Regions from separate parts of the Homo sapiens genome. Here region 2 is linked to region 1. A link is a loop called in an ENCODE intact Hi-C map of the cell type or tissue named here. Cell type or tissue: IMR-90. All regions are shown on one strand.

Region 1 (8,000 bases):
GGATAGAGTCATGAATTGAACTAACTAGATGGAGACTTAGGAATATCATTTAGCAATTATCTTAAAAACTTAAAACAGATTTGTAAATATACCATGATAAATACACAGAGTGTTTTAAAACAATTTTATAAATATTAAAGAGTTTTAAAATCCCCCACAACAATCCCGATCACACTATTATTTTCTGAGTCAGGTCTTCTTTTAACCCTGCGCCAAGATCAGCATCAGTGAGGTGCCTCATGTGAAGGGTTCCACAGTTTGAATTTGTAGGTTTGGATGCTGAGAGCTTGGTTTCTTTGCCTGAAGGCCCCAGAGTTTGGTCACGTGTTGATAAGAAATGGTCACCTTGAACTTCTGCAAAGCATCCTGATGTGTTAGTCCAGCCATTGATTCACCATTGAGCTCCAGAATTTCATCACCTGTTTAGAGAGAGAAAGTGTAGCTAAGAAGAGTGTTGCCCAATCAAAGGGCATTATCATTACCTTTAACTCTAGTCTCCCCAACTGCCCGGCTTTTTGTATGATGCACGAAGCTCTGGAAGAACATTTTCTCATTTTGTGCTCTCCCCTTGCGAAGCAGGCAGGGCAGCAACATGGGCCTTCTCTGGCACCCACTCTCTTCCAGGGTGAAACCCAGGGTTCTTAGCCAGGCACACAAGTCCTGGCTGGATATGGTCCTTGCCCACCTCTTTGCTTCACCTCCTTCCTCCTTGTCTCCCTGACCCTCACACCATTTGCTCCCATGCATCATTTTCTGATGCAACACGACCTGCATTTTCCACAATGGTCTGTGCAGTTAAATGCTTGTCCATGCCATTTTCTCAAATAAAATATACTTCCACTTTCTCCTCCTATCCCTTCTTAATCTTTAGGCCCCTGCTACCTTTAGCTCCTTTCTATGTTCATGTCACACTGTACCTACTGCACTTGTCACCCTGGGTGGTGATCAATGGCCTGCACCCTCAGTCACTCCCTGGCCAGGCTGGCAGCTTGTTGGGGACAGGGATTTTGTCTTATTAGATGATATATCCCCAGGACCAATGCTGAATGAGGTCTACAGATTGCTCAGTGGATGTGGTTTGGATACGATTTTCCAGAATGCAATGTAGACCCCATTTTACAATAGAGAAAAGTGAACTCAGAGAAGTCCGAAGTCATATGGTAAAAATAAATAAATAAATAAATAAATAAATAAATAAATAAATAGGACTTGGATCTTTTGACTGCAAGTCCTTTTTTCACAACAGTATACTTGTAGGAGAATCATTCTTCCTGTAACCAAAAATCCATTTCTATGTGAACAGAAAACCACTTTCTCCCTTTCTTTCAATTTGTTCAATACACAAACAGGGAGCACTTTCTCTGAATTCAACATTGCACCAAGCAACTCAGATATAAATACTATGTTTACACTGACTTCTGGACCTGGTCGTTACTGATGAATCTGCTGTCGCCTAATCATGGTTCCATTGTATATGATCCATCCTTTTTCTCTGGTTTCTTTTAAGGTTTCTTTTTCTAGCTGGGCACTGTGGCTCACACCTCTAATCCCAGCGCTTTGTGAGGCTGAGATGGGGGCACCCTGGGCAACATGGCGAAACCCTGTTTCTACAAAACGTACAAATATTAGCTGGATGTAGTGGCATGCACCTGTAGTCCCAACTACTTCAGAGGCTGAGGTGGGGGATCACTTGAACCTGGGAGATCAAGGCTGCAGTGAGCTGTGATTGAACCACTGCACTCCAGCCTGGGCTACAGGATGAGATCCTGTCTCAAAAAAAAAAAAAGGAAAGAAAAGATTTCTTTTTCCTTTGTCTTTGATATTCTGCAGTTTTACTATGATGCACTAGAGAGAAAGGAAACATTTTGTGTTTCCTCAAGCAGAAATATCATGCCTTAAGTCAGTTCTTGAAAATTATAAGCCACTATCTTTTTGCATACTATCTCTCCCTTTTCACTCTATTCTTTCTAAAATTCCTATTAAATGTATTTTGGACCCTTTCAACCTATTCTCCATATTTCTTTAGTGCTCATCTTTTTCTTCTTTGATCTGCGTGGCCTACTGGATAATTTCCAGTTCACTAATTCTCCTTACAGCTGCATCTAATCTTCTGTTTAAGCCATCCATTGAGTTTTTTATTTCAATGACTGCTTTTTTTGCTCATTTCCAAAAGTTATTTTTTTCACTTCCACTTATTTTTTTTTTTACTGTTTCCGGTCTTGTCTTACAGTTTATATTCCTTTTTTTATCTTTTTAAAATGATTTTAAACATAGCAATTCTATAGTCTCTTTTAGATTGTTCTGTTAAGTTGTTAAGGGCTAACGCTCCTCTTTGTTATTTCTGCTGACTCTCCTCAACAGTGGACATTTCCTGATGTAGTATAGTATGTAATCTTTATAAACTCATTTTCAGGATATTCTGTTTTTCTATGGGATTCCCATACACCCCAGGTCACTGCCAGTTTTTCCTTTATTTCCATTTGGCACCCCAAGGTTTTCACTGGTTTGGGACTAGTTTTCATATTAATTTCTTACCTTGGCATTACCTTTGCTTTACAGGAACTATAAATGTAACCTGCATGCCCATATATGACACAATTTTGATATTCACTTTTTGGTGAGAGATGTTTTTGGCCAACTGAGGAGCCATGGGTAAAGTTAAGTTTCCTTGTTGCTCCCCTGGGGCCTGTTGGCTTTACTGAGGGGAAACTCTTTCATTATCAAGGCTGTGTGCAGGTTCTCAGAGCCTCACATGGACCCAAGGCTCTGTCCCCTCTGCCCATGTGGGCATTCAAATCTGAGTTCCAGCCCTTAAGGTCTATAAGCATCCAGCAGCCCTCCCCGCCACATCATCAACCCCTGAGTCTGCCATTCTTAGATTTAAAGTTGTTTCTTTGTTTCTTAGCAGCTGGGCATTTCCACGTCTTTATTTTGATTTTGGATGTGCTATATTATTTCACAAGTCTACGTATTGGAAACAGGGGCTGGAGGCAGGGTGGGGAGAGTATTCAGATCAGTTCCGTCTGTTAGGTTGCTGGAGCCAAAGTGAAAAATAAAAGGAACCAGTCCTTGTCATTGTGAGACTCCAAGTCTGGGAAGGAAAATAGATACATTTAAAACATCAGAATATAATTACATGTGTGCTGAAAGAAGGATAGACAACAAAAATTCAGAATGTCCATTCTTAATTACCTAAGGGGCTAGACTTCTCTTTAAGTTATTAGAATGTCCATCTTACTGGGGCCACACAGCCCAGCTCTGGGCTTTTTGGAATGTCCTGTCCTTATTTGGCTATATCTGGTAAAAGCTGGCTGATTAGGTTTTGCCAAATAAATCTTACACAATAGTTTCTTGGAAGGGGAATAAAAGTAAAACATTAGTAGCCTTGATCTGTACACCAAACTTTTGTTGCAACTAATGTATTTGCCCTGAATTCAAGATTCAAATATTTACTTTTAAAAGAAGTTACAAAAGATGATTTGGTCAATGTTTGAGGCTAGAATCAGGGATCATATACTAGCTGAGAGTCTTGACTCATTGAAATCTTCAATTTTTATGATTGCTGTTAATTAAGGGAGGCAAATGCTCAGAAAAAATAAAAAGTTTGGCTTGGGCAGGCTTACATTCAGGAAAGAGAACAAAACACAATATTCTCTTTTCTTGCCACTTCAACCCTTCCCCCACCCCTTTGTTTAAACACAGAAAAGTACAAAAGATAATAAAACACATGATGGCACACTCCCAATTCTGATCCCACTGTTCTTTTTTCCTCTCTTTGACATTTCCTCTCCACCACCCTCTTGATTTAGCTATTCCCCTAGAACGGCATCTGGGCCCTCCCCTCCCCTCCCCTCCCCTCCCCTCCCCTCCCCCCCCTCCTCCCCCGTCAACTGCTTGGTAACTTCAGCTGTTTTTCTAATGTCCATGCTCCCCAAATGTCTGCATTCACTTCTAACTCCCTGAACGGAGAGAGAACGGATGTCATTTCCCTGCTGGACAGCGCCATCTCGTGGTCATCCAGGGACATCGCTCTCCCTTCTGCCACTCAAACCTACACATCCTGGTTTGCCTTCCTTTTCCTCCTCCTCCTCCAGTGCCTCTTACTCTATATAAGGCAATGTCTTTCTCTAGTTTACTAAGACCAGAAACCTTCCAGTTCTCTCTGACCCGCCCCGCCCTTTGCGACCTCTGCTCAGGCTCTGTCACTTCTCTCATCTGCTCCCTTCTCCTCCCAGGGTTACCGCCTCTGTGCAGTCCTTGGAGCTGGAGCCTGGGGCTCACAATGGCCCACTTCATCCTACACTCTGCTTCCTGAAGCCTCTGAAAACCCTGGTCACAGCAGGTCCCTCCCATAGTATAAAAACCTTCAAAGGCTCGCCATTGCCCACACCCTAAAATCTGTATGTGTAATTCTGCATAGTGCTCGGGTTGATAAACTTTTTCTGTAAAGACCCAGATGGTAAAAGTTTTAACCTTTGTGAGCTGCAACCACTCCACACTATGCTGTAACATAAAATCCATTTCTATGTGAACAGAAAACCACTTTCTCCCTTTCTTTCAATTTGTTCAATACACAAACAGGGAGCACTTTCTCTGAATTCAACATTACACCAAGCAACTCAGATATAAATACTATGTTTACACTGACTTCTGGACCTGGTCGTTACTGATGAATCTGCTGTCACCTAATCATGGTTCCATTGTATATGATCCATCCTTTTTCTCTGGTTTCTTTTTCTAGCTGGGCACTGTGGCTCACACCTCTAATCCCAGCACTTTGTGAGGCTGAGATGGGGGCACCCTGCTGAGATGAAAGCAGCCCTGGATGACAGGTACGTGGATGAGCGTGCTCGAGTCCCCAGAAGGCTTTTTTATGGATACTAAAATTTGGATTTCATTTCATTTCCACATATCATAAAATAATCAAAAACACTTTTAAATTTTCAACCATTTAGAAATGTAATAACCTTTCTTTGTTCATGAGACATTGAAAACAGGCGGTGGGCCAGATTTGGCCCACAGACTGTAGTGTGCCTACCCTGCCCTAAGCAAGTTAGATGATTAAAGGTGGTTAGGCTCCCAGCATAGCTTATAGAAAGCGAGCTGACAGAGAAGAGTGAAAATGCTATGAAGTCACTTCTCTTCAGACCTCTGGTGTATGGCCCAGTCCTTGGCCTGCAGTGGGTACTCTCTGCCCTGTGACTTCCAGCCCCTGAACTTTGCCTCCTGAGTTGAAACCTGGCAATTTCTTTGGGCCAAACCTGTTGCTCAATAATCCATGAATGACTTTAGGGTGGAGGTGGGGGTGGGGGGAACCCTGACTCTACAGGACAAGAAGACAGGCAGCTCTGTTTCCCTGGCCCCTCACTCCCAGGATGGATGAGGCTTCTGTCTTGTGAGGATATGAAAGAGTTGAGAGGGGGTGGGTTGATGGAAGAAAGGTGGGTGGGGAGTGGAAGAGAGGGTCCCTGTGGCAGATCATGAGCTCTTCAGGAATCATGCCTGATTGTTTCTATCTGTATTCCTAGACCCTAGGATTCAGTAGGCTCCTAGCAAATGTTTATCAGACTCATCCGTTACAAGGGTTGGAAGCATTGAACCTGGTTTCCCTATGGTTGTGGGTTAGGAAGGACAGGGAGAATGAAGGAGAGGGGGTGTTAACGGATCCCAGCAACTGAGACAGGATCTTGGATGGAAAGGGAAAGACAGCCGAGAGAATGGGTGAGAGGAGGGAAGGGTCAGAAACAGACCCCTCAGACTTCAGTCCCACCCAGGCTGGCCCCAAGACCAGCTAAGGGGTAACGGTGCCAGGGGCTAAATGTGCAAACATGCACAACCAACCTGCCAGTCATAATGAAGACCCCCTCGGGGGAGCTGTGTCCCCATTGCTTGCAGACCCCAGGATGCATGCTGGCCGTATCCTGACAACTCAAGACACATTTTGCATTCCCAACATCTTCTATGGCCCCAGCAATTCTGGATTCTGCTTCTGATTCCTCCACCATGGTCTGAAAAGGGCTGGGAAGCCTACCTTCCTGTAGCCTTCCATCGGCTGCTGCTGCTCCCCCTGCAAAAATGGTTTTGACGTAAATCCCAATGGGGCCATAAATGCTGTCTTTTCCCCCAACGATGCTGAAGCCCAGACCCTGGGGAAAAAAAGAGAAGGTCTGATTTAGGGGTAGTATTCCATGCTTCTCATTGGCCTGATGCCTTCTGAGGGCCTGCCTCAGCCCTGAACAAAGGGATTGGGAAGGAGAGAAGGTGCCTTTGGTCTCAGAGGTCTCAGAGGTTAACAACAACAACAACAACAACACCAACAACAACAACAAAAATAGGAAGAGCAGCGGCATGAAGGCCAGCCTGGGCTGGGTAGTGTCTGGAGCTTTCGCGGGAATCTGAAGTTTCCCACACAGAGGGAGGCTGGATGGAGACCAGCACCCTGGCTCTGTCCCTCCAGTTGGCAATCCTGGGCCAATCACTTTCTGCTTCTGAACCTCAGTTTCCCTCCTTTTAAAATAATAATGATATTACCTAACTCACAGGGTTGTGTTTGAAAGTAAAATGCCTAGCAACAATCATAAAAATACCAACAATAGTAATAATAGTAGCAGCTTTACAATGTAGCCCTTCTCCCACCAAAGGCCTTCTCAATCCCCTTCTCAAGGACATCCCTCCAATCACGTGCTCTCCCTCCTGCACCTGCTCTATCTGCCATTGTCCTAGGTGATTCCCATGAGCCAACAAACATATCCTGGAATTGTACAGGTGGCTCTGGGAGAATAAACTCATAGCTCAGCAGATAGTTCCAGCTGGGGAGCAGCCAGAAGGCAGTAGAGAAGGCCAAACAGGAATAAGTCCCGGGAAAGGTTGAGTGAGGTCTACAGCAGGAAGAGAAGGGAGGGTGGGCACAGCTTCCCCTGCAAATCGGCCAGTGAGTTCACAGAATGGCCTGGCAGACCTGAAAAGCAGCAAAGGAAATCCATGTGACTTGCTCAATTTTGTTGAGGACTAAGGCACCCCATGCCGCCCTAGAGGGCATAGCTTGAGTCTAATAAGCAGCTTTCTAGACTATAAGCTCTCTGAAGACAGTAAATGCATCTTATTTCTGTGTCTGGCCTCAGGCAGGTGCTCAAGAAGCACGTATTACAGGATAAAGGCATAAATGCACCTGGAGGCCAGGCTTTTGGGTCCAACGTACAAGCATGCCAGGCAGTGGCCAGTAGCTTGGCTCCTAGACAGACCCTTTAAAGTGATGGCCACTGCTGTAACAGAACCATTGCTCATGGGCAGTTTACTTCAGGCCAGAGCCGCTGCGCTGATTAGGAGCATCACCCCGTGCCACAGAGACAACACGCTGTCCTCCATCTTCTTGACACTGTAGGGAGTCAGTGGGAGAGCCGTGGGGATGAGCAGCTGTTCTAAGCCTCTGGTGAAGGTGGTGTGTGTTCCAGGATGGGCAGGACAAATGGTGTCCGGGAGTAGCACAGGCTTAGGAAAAGGTGAGGTAGGAGCCCCTTCAGGGCTCCTCCACGGGCCCCTAGCCTTGTCCTGGCTGAGACGGCTGCTCTAGACTCAAAGTCTCACCCATCCTGGGGACTCAGGATGGCGTCATGGTTAAGAACAAGGCCCAGGGGTCAGACAGCCTGGGGTCATTGCCTTGGTTCGGCTCCTCACTAACCAAGTCACCTTGGACGAGTCCTGCAACCTCCCAGGTCCCCCGTCTCCATATCTATATACACACATACACACAGAGATATTCATTAGAGATAGCGTCTCCCTCTGCTGCCCAGACTGGAGTGCAGTGGCTCTATCACAGCTCACTGTGGCCTCAAATTCCCGGACTCAAGCAATCCTCCCACCTCAGCCTCCTGGGCAGCTGGGACTACAGGCATGTGCCAGCATACCGGGTTAATTATTTTATATATTTATTTATTTATTTTATTATTTTATTTTATTTAATTTATTTTATTTTATTTATTTTTGTAGAGACAGGGTCTTAC
Region 2 (8,000 bases), 210 kb before region 1:
CACGAGAAGACTTGTGCCAAAGGGAACACAAGCCCTTACATTGTGCTTTCAGCTTCTAATACAAGTGAATAAATCCTGCTGCTATAATTTGATAACTTCTGGGTTTATTTATCATTTCTTCTGCAAATCTCACTTGAATCGCAGTTTTAGAACCTCTGTCATTTGTCGTTAGGACTAATTGCTCCCAGGAAAGGAATCTGGCTTCTGATGGGAAGGCTTGAAGGAAGGGCTTGCTGAGGCTGAGCTGGCAGATGGCTCTCTTTCCCAGGCCTTTGCTTTTGCCAACACACATCGCCAGGCCATGATGGACAGTAGGGAGAGGAGGAAAGGGCTGCTTGCCAGTGTGTGAGGGAGGCTTGACACTATGGCTCCCAGTGCAGGAGGAGCCTTTGGAGAGCCACGATGACCCAGCTCCGGCCACCTTCCTGCTGCCGCATGCTCAGGAGCCATGCACAAGGCCACAGATGTTATGAGGCTAAACTCCTTGGCCCTCTTTAGAATGTGGCTGAGGAATGATACTGGCCACACTGGAGTGGAGAGCTATGGACTTTTTTCTATGGAGGGTGAGCAGAGCAGTTTTATCAATTTGACTGTAATGACCCACACTGAATTAATCTCACCTGAACTAGCAGTGATGTCTTGATTTTCCTGCATCAAGTCCTGAGAAGTGTGAGGAAAATATGGAGAAAACAGAGAATTATATTTTAAGCATAGGCTGCTTTTTTGCAGGTTGTACCTTTGACGCCAATAACCAACATTGTTTCTAGCAAGGTGTGAGTCACAGGCAAAGAAATGTAAGAGTATCTAAGAGGGTGAGTAGGCAAAGACACCATATTGGGGGCATGGGAACAGACCACACACAGTAAGAGACTTGAATGTTTGGTTTTTGTTTGTTTTTTGGTCAGGTCTGCCATTGTGCATGAAAGTTTCAATTTTGCCTAATGTAGGAAAAGAACTCAAATATCTCTTTGTTCTTTATAGATTCTTCTTCAAGTCAGTAACTCTATACAGGAGTCCAGCTTTCTCTAGCCAGCCAACTAAAACAAAACCCTGTAGCGCCTGCCCGGAGCTATCACACATACCCCATCATCCCCTGCACCACATCTCCTGAGAAGCTGCTGAAATGACTTTTTCTGGAAGTCTCTGGGGACTAACAACCAGTCCTAACATCTTGGGCACTGCTTGTGATGGCTACATTTATGTGTCAACTTGGCTGGGCCATGGTGCCCAGATTATTTAGTCAAACATGATTCTGGATGTTTCTGTGAAGGAGTTTGGGAATGAGATTTACATTTAAACGGGTGCACTTTGAATGAAGCAGATTGCCCTCCAAATGCGGCTGGGCCTCATCAAGGTAGTTGAAGGCCTGAATAAAGACTGACCTCCCTGCAGCAAGAAGGAATTCTCACAGCAGATGGCTTTTGCACTTGGACTGCAACTTTTGCCTGGGTCTCCAGCCTGCCTGCCTACCTTGCAGATTTTTAGACTTGCACCTTCAAAATCATGTAAGGTAATTCCTTAAAATGAATCTCTCTCTACCTATCTATCTATAGATATATATGTAGAAAGAGGGAGATTTTTATGTACGTACGTCCTATTGGTTCTGTTCCTCCCAAGAACACTGCCCAAGAGTTTCTGTAAAGATGGCACCTTTGGGGTCAAGAATTAAGATAATACACAAAATCATACACATCATGACACACATATCATGTCATAACATCACGCACATCTGTACACATTTTGTTGAGCATTCTTTCAGATAACTCTATATCGGTGCATATTCTCATTCACACTTACATGTGGACAACTTTGAGAAGGCATCACTATATACAGCTGTTCTATAAGTAGCCTAGTGCATTGAACCACATGTCATGAACACCCCTGATCACAAGATGATTTTTTTTTATTAAATGGCTCCCAAATACCATTATATATTTGAGTTCCATTTTGAAGGACACATAGATTATTTCTAATTTTTAACTATTAAACATAGTTCGGGCTGGGTGCAGTGGCTCACATCTGTAATCCCAGCACTTTGGGAGGCTGAGGCAGGAGGATTGCTAGAGCCCAGGAGTTCGAAGCCAGTCTGGGCAACAAAGTGAAGCTCTCATCTCTACAAAAAAATAATAACTGGGCATCGTGGTGTGCACCTGTGGTTCCAGCTACATGGAAGGCTGAGGCAGAAGGATTGTTTGATCCTGGGAGGTCGAGGCTGCAATGAGTCATGTTTGCACCACTGCCCTTCAGCCTGGGCAACAGAGAGAGATTCTACCCCAAAAATAAATAAATAAAATAAAATACTTCTATGAAAACTAGCTTTTCCTATATGCTTCTTACATCTGGGTGCTTATCTGCTAAAGGGAAATTGCTTGACGTGGGATTGTGAGATCACAGGGCCAAACTATGCAGAAAAAAGAGTATGATGATTTACACATTCACAGATAGTAAAGGAGAATGCCCATCTGCCCACATGCTTTGTAACATTGGAACTTAGGTCTCTGATAAGCTGAGTAAAGCCCAAAGAATACCCAGACAGGGCTGGCTCGGGCAGGGAGCTCCTCTCCTCCCCTCCCTGCCTTCCTTCTTTCACTGTCCACTCTTGCTCTTACTTCAGCCTCCTTGTATCTTTCCTTTTTACCAAATATGCCCCACTCATCCTACCCCAGTGTGTTCAGTTATTCTGTCCCCATCACCTGTCATTGCCCTGCCCTCACCTCTGTCCAGATCTCCTCCCTTCCAGGCCACCCATGTCAAGGAAGGCCCACGGGATGCCTTCTCAGTCACCACTAGTCTCTGCCCACAGCTCTCGGCCTTTTCTCTCCTAGGGTCCCTGGCGTGCTCTGTCTTTATTTAACAATATTTGTATCCTGGGTTTGTTTCCTTCCTGAAAACTCCTGGAGGGCAGAAACTCGTCTCATGGATCTTTATACTCTGCAGCAGCTCCTCCCAGTGCAGGAGAACCAATAAATATTCAATGACCTGTCTTGGCGGATGCCTCTGTCACTAGCAGCCCTACCAGGGAGGCGAGGCACAGAGGGTGTTTGACAGCTTCTCAGCCGCCTTAGCGATATTTTTGGTAGAAAGAGGTGGGAGGTTTGGGTTAGGGAGGGTACGGTTAAATGCTATCTTGGGCAAATGTAAGCTTGTTCTCACTTTCTTTTATTTGCCACCACCATGTAAATCCACATCTCTCCAATCTCTGGATCCCTGGTCTGCCCTGGAGATTTGGTTTGGGTTTGGTTTGTAGTGTGCCCTGAGATTCCAGAACCACTTGAATGGACAGCATTTGGCCTAGGATGGATCCCCATTGACTGGGGTTGTCAAGTATCCCATGGTGCTGGTACACAGTATCCTTCCAGGCATCTTTTTGCAAACCACAAATGAAGGTAACTCGTCAATTCCAGAGGTAAAAGTTGTGCAGATTTATCTATCCATATTGAAGGGACAGGAGAAGAAAACGAGAATTAGTAAATGAAGCAAAATATACTCTATCCTCACCAAAGACATCAAGCTGCAACCAGAACGCTTTCAGTAATGAGAACAATGCAGACACTCCGGAAGCCCCTGCGAAAGTCAAAGCTGACATCAGAAGTCCCGCCTCTCTCTGGGCTCTTGGGGATGGGGTGGGGTGGCTGTTACCTCCTAGTGGAACTGTGGGTTGGCACAGAGGCCCCAGTACTTCATGCAGGGCTATGGTCTCCACCTGCTTACAGTGTTGTCTTCTAGCAAAGATGAGAGAATGAGTTCTAAGTTAATTTTGCACGCCCAGTTCTGCTTTTTGATGGACATGACTATGCAAATACTGCCCCCTAGTGGGGATTTATAATAATGCACCGCATAATCTCAAACTACACAGTTTAATATGTGGAAGGGATATTGGAATTCTGTCCAAACTGCTTGTCTCATCGTTGAGGAAATTGAGGCCCAGATACAAAAAGTGACTGTCCCAAAGTCACAGGCTAAGTGGAAAGCTTAGAACTAAACCTCAATTTCCACCCTGTAATTTGTAACATCTCTGGTCACAATCAATGAAAATATTTTCTCAGAAAACTATGCATTTCTTGGGAGAAAAACACTCTTAGAAAAAGCCACTATCCTTTGTTTTGTTATATTCAGAATTAGGCCTTTGACGATTTTTCAGGGTTTTTGTTTTTTCTGATAAGTAGTTTAAGTACAAAATCTATTAGTGGGTTCATTGTGGTTTTTGCTTTATTCTTTACATGCACAACTAATTTTGAAAGGCGAATCATAGCAAGAAAATATATATATAATTACCTAAAAGATTTAACTTGTGAAAACAACTGTTCTTTAGTGTTTAAAATTTGGGGATACTGTTACTGTCATCTGAAGCAAAAAAAAAGAAGAAAAGTCAGCACTCAGTTACCTTATACATTTTCTTTTGCTTTTTAAATTTATTTCTTATCACATTCAAAAAAGTGGAGAGCAGGGTAGCCCTCAGAACACCTTCCGTCTCTCTCTCGCTTCCCTAACCCAGTTGTGAAGACTTCTCAGGCCTTCAGGTATACAGGGACTGCAGCATTCATTTGGTTCTCTTTTACTGAGACTAACAATCTTTGTTTATTTTACTGATGAATTCAGTCCATTTACTGACACATTTGTGTTAATTTCTACCGTTTTATTTTGCCTCATATTTCTACTGTTTTTCCACTTTTTTTTTTCTTTTTTTTTTTTTTTTTGAGATGGAGTCTTGCTCTGTCTCCCAGGCTGCAGTGCAGTGGCGTGATCTCAGCTCACTGCAATCTCCACCTTCTGGGTCCAAGGGATGCTCCTGCCTCAGCCTCCCGAATAGTTGGGATTACAGGCACATGCCACCATACCCAGCTAATTTTTGTATTTTTAGTAGAGATGGGGTTTTACCATGTTGTCCAGGCTGGTCTCGAACTCCTGACCTTAGGTGATCCGCCAGCCTCGGCCTCCCAAAGTGTTGGGATTACAGGTGTGAGCCACCGCACCTGGCCTGTTTTTCCACTTTTTACCCACTTTTGATTTGTGGTTGTCCCCTTCCCTCCCCCGGCCCCATATCTCTTAATGCAGTTCTGGAAATTGTAGGTTACCAGACACTGCCGGGGCAGATGTCAGCTCCGGTAGATGCTTATTCAAATGCAGTCCCATTTTTATGCAGCTTCTGGAGCAGAAAATACTTCCTTATTTTCCTGTAAGCCATGCTATGCTTAGAAAAGAATGTTTTATTTACTTTTTGTTTGGTTGTTTTGGATCTGGCATTTTAGGTGTGCTGCTATTTTCTCAGAAAGAATACTCTTATTTTTTGCTCTATCTATTCTCTCATTCATTCAGTCACTCATTCAACGAAAATTTATTGAACATCAAATAAGTGCCAATATTGTTTTAAATGGATCATACTGTAGGTCTATTTGTATTCTGCTTTCGTTTGCTTAGGATATTGTGGACACATTTTCTGGTCAATATTTAATTCAATTTAAAATCATTTTCATTAGTTTATATCATTTGTTTTCATTTATATTGATAATACATCTAATTCTCAATTAATAGACACTAAGATTATTGCAAAAAGTACCTATTACAATAAGCCTTGTGATGAACATCATTGTGGGAAAAGCTTTATGCACAGATACAGTTATTTTCACAGGAAACAAAATACGTGGAATTTGTGTCTCAGAGGATAAAATAAAAGGCCAAAGGATGAGAATTTCATATATTTGAATCAGGTACATTTAGTGATCCAGAGCATACTTATCTTATTTGGGATGGGGAGAGACTTTCTAAGAAAAGTTTTAAATAAAACAAAACTAAAGAAAATGTTGAATACTAATGACTACATAAAAATTAAAAATTTCTGTACATAAAAACAAAAATTAAATGGCCCACAATAAAATGGAAATATATTCACAGTGCAGAATAGGGGTTAGCAAGGGTCAAATCCTGCGGCCTCCTGTTTTTAAAATAAAGTTTTACTGCAACACAGCCACACCCATTCATTTGTGTATTGTCTATGCTGCTTTCACACTAGAAAGGCAGTGCTGAGTCGCTGTGATTTGCAAGTACTTTAGTACCTAAAGTATTTACAATGTAGCCAATTACAGAAAAAGTTTTCAACCTCTGCTGTAGATGACAGAAGTTTATTATCCTTCATATATAAAAACTCTTACAATTCAGTAAGAAAGCATACTTAATTGAACAAACATCTACTCAATATCTAGCTCTTTGCTGGGTCCTATTGTTGGGAACAGTAGAAACAAGATAGACAGTCCCTGCCCTCATGGAGCTGATCTTGAAAGGGGATCAGGCAGGTAATAGAAATACATTAACAAGCGAATGCATTTATGTAATGCCACACATTGGTAAATGCTGTGAAGAAGCTTAAAAAAAATGGCAATTAAAAAACTGTGTTGGGCCTGGGACCGGGAATGTCCTTGGCTAGAAGATAGTTTTGTCTGCGGTACTCACCGAAGGCCACTCAGTGGAGTTAACGTTTGAGCTTACAATCCTTACAATCAGGATTACTTTGTAGGGTTAGGAGCAGGTAGTATTAATACCACAAAAAAGTTGGGTGTTGGTATTGTGCTACGTACCCTTCTAGAGTTATATCCATTAATCTAAAATAGTTATACATCTACTGAATGTTGCTAAATGAGAAGAGATCTTCTACAGACTGCTATATAATTTATTTTACTGAAGTATAATTTAATAAATTGAATGACTACAAATTACTTAACAAACCTGCTATGATTGAACAATTTGCTCTGCTTTTCAGTTACTGTCCCCTCACAATGCATGAAAGACTTTGTGTAGCAGAGCCTTACGGTTAATTTTTGACCTAATTATTTCCTTGGGAAAGCTTCCTAGAAGCAGAATTGCTAGATCAAAGAAAATGCACACGTTTAAGACTTTTGAGATACACTGAAAAACCTGAGTTTCAGACAGTGTAGAGTTATTTGCATTTCTTCTAAAAGTGAATAAGATTGCCCATTTCTCCTAGTGCCATGAAGGCATTCACATTATTTTCCATGTGATATGGGCAAATGTTATTTTTCATATTTTAGTTTCCATAATTTTTGTTCAGGTCAAATATTTATATGTTTATTTGAATTCATCTTTGGAGAAACTTCTCTTTAAAGTCTTTACCGATTTGTCCATTGTGTTTTTATATTTTTATTGATTTGAAAGAGCCCTTTACATGTTAAAGACAATAACCTCTTAGCCAGTTTATTTCTCTCTAAATTCTTTTCATGATGGCTTTGATAACAAAATAATTTTTGGTTCAATTAATCTAAACCACTTTTCTTTGTGATTTCTGCCTTTGATGTCATTCATAAATAGACCTTTCCTAATTAGCCTGTATTTTCATCTACTACTTTCATACTTTTATTTTTGAAAGTTAAATCTTAGCATATTTACTATCTAATTTGGTATAACACATAAGCTAGATTCTATGTTCTTTTTTCCCCCAAATGTTTAAGCCAATTGATTCAATGGCATTTACTAAATAATCTTTATTCTTTCTCAGGAATTTGAACTCACACCTTTTTCATCTGCTAGGTTTACATTATGTGCTTGTCTATTTTCTGGATTTTAATTCTATCTATTTCTGTGCTGGTTTCATAGTGGTTAAATTATTTTAACTTCATCTTCTATTTCTATTTGTAACTCAAATTTATTACTCTTCCTTTTGTACTATTTTCAATCATTTTTCTTTGAGATAAAGTTTTGTTTTTCTTTATTTTCAATTTCCAAAACAAGTCATTTAAAAATTTTAAAGCTGTGTTCAAATTATAGATATACTTGGGATGGACTGAGAACATTAAATTATCTTCTCAAGCAAAATTTCCATTTATTCTGATTTTCCCACTCCTCAGTAAATGTTCATATATATATATATATATATATATATATATAAACAATATTGACAGTAAATGTTAACATATATGTGAGCATAAAAATATATGACCTGCCTATTTTCTGTCAATATTGTTTCAAGATTTTTTATGCTTCTAATATGA

What was found. Hi-C counts contacts between places; a loop is a spot of excess contacts. Peaks named below come from ENCODE experiments on the same cell type or tissue, not always from the same donor. Only the 100,000 strongest peaks of a DNase experiment are listed, where the experiment ranks them.
Region 2: it touches region 1 in a loop (9-fold over the local background); 20 of 110 quality-filtered maps call a loop at or near these places.

What each region holds. Positions count from the first base shown.
Region 1 is chr15:81,271,236-81,279,235 of GRCh38, reverse strand. IL16 (interleukin 16) reads right to left here. Exons shown (of 19, transcript NM_172217.5): 6 at 6,032-6,146; 7 at 346-419. Among named protein-coding and RNA genes, the nearest start is that of STARD5, 49 kb to the left of the region's middle. RefSeq lists enhancers at 3,854-4,148, 3,874-4,168. In IMR-90, a CTCF peak has its summit at 4,011 (motif pointing left); a DNase peak (open chromatin) is centred at 3,985; H3K27ac peaks cover 517 bases.
Region 2 is chr15:81,476,563-81,484,562 of GRCh38, reverse strand. No RefSeq gene overlaps it. Among named protein-coding and RNA genes, the nearest start is that of TMC3, 110 kb to the right of the region's middle. In IMR-90, a CTCF peak has its summit at 3,810 (motif pointing left); a DNase peak (open chromatin) is centred at 3,792.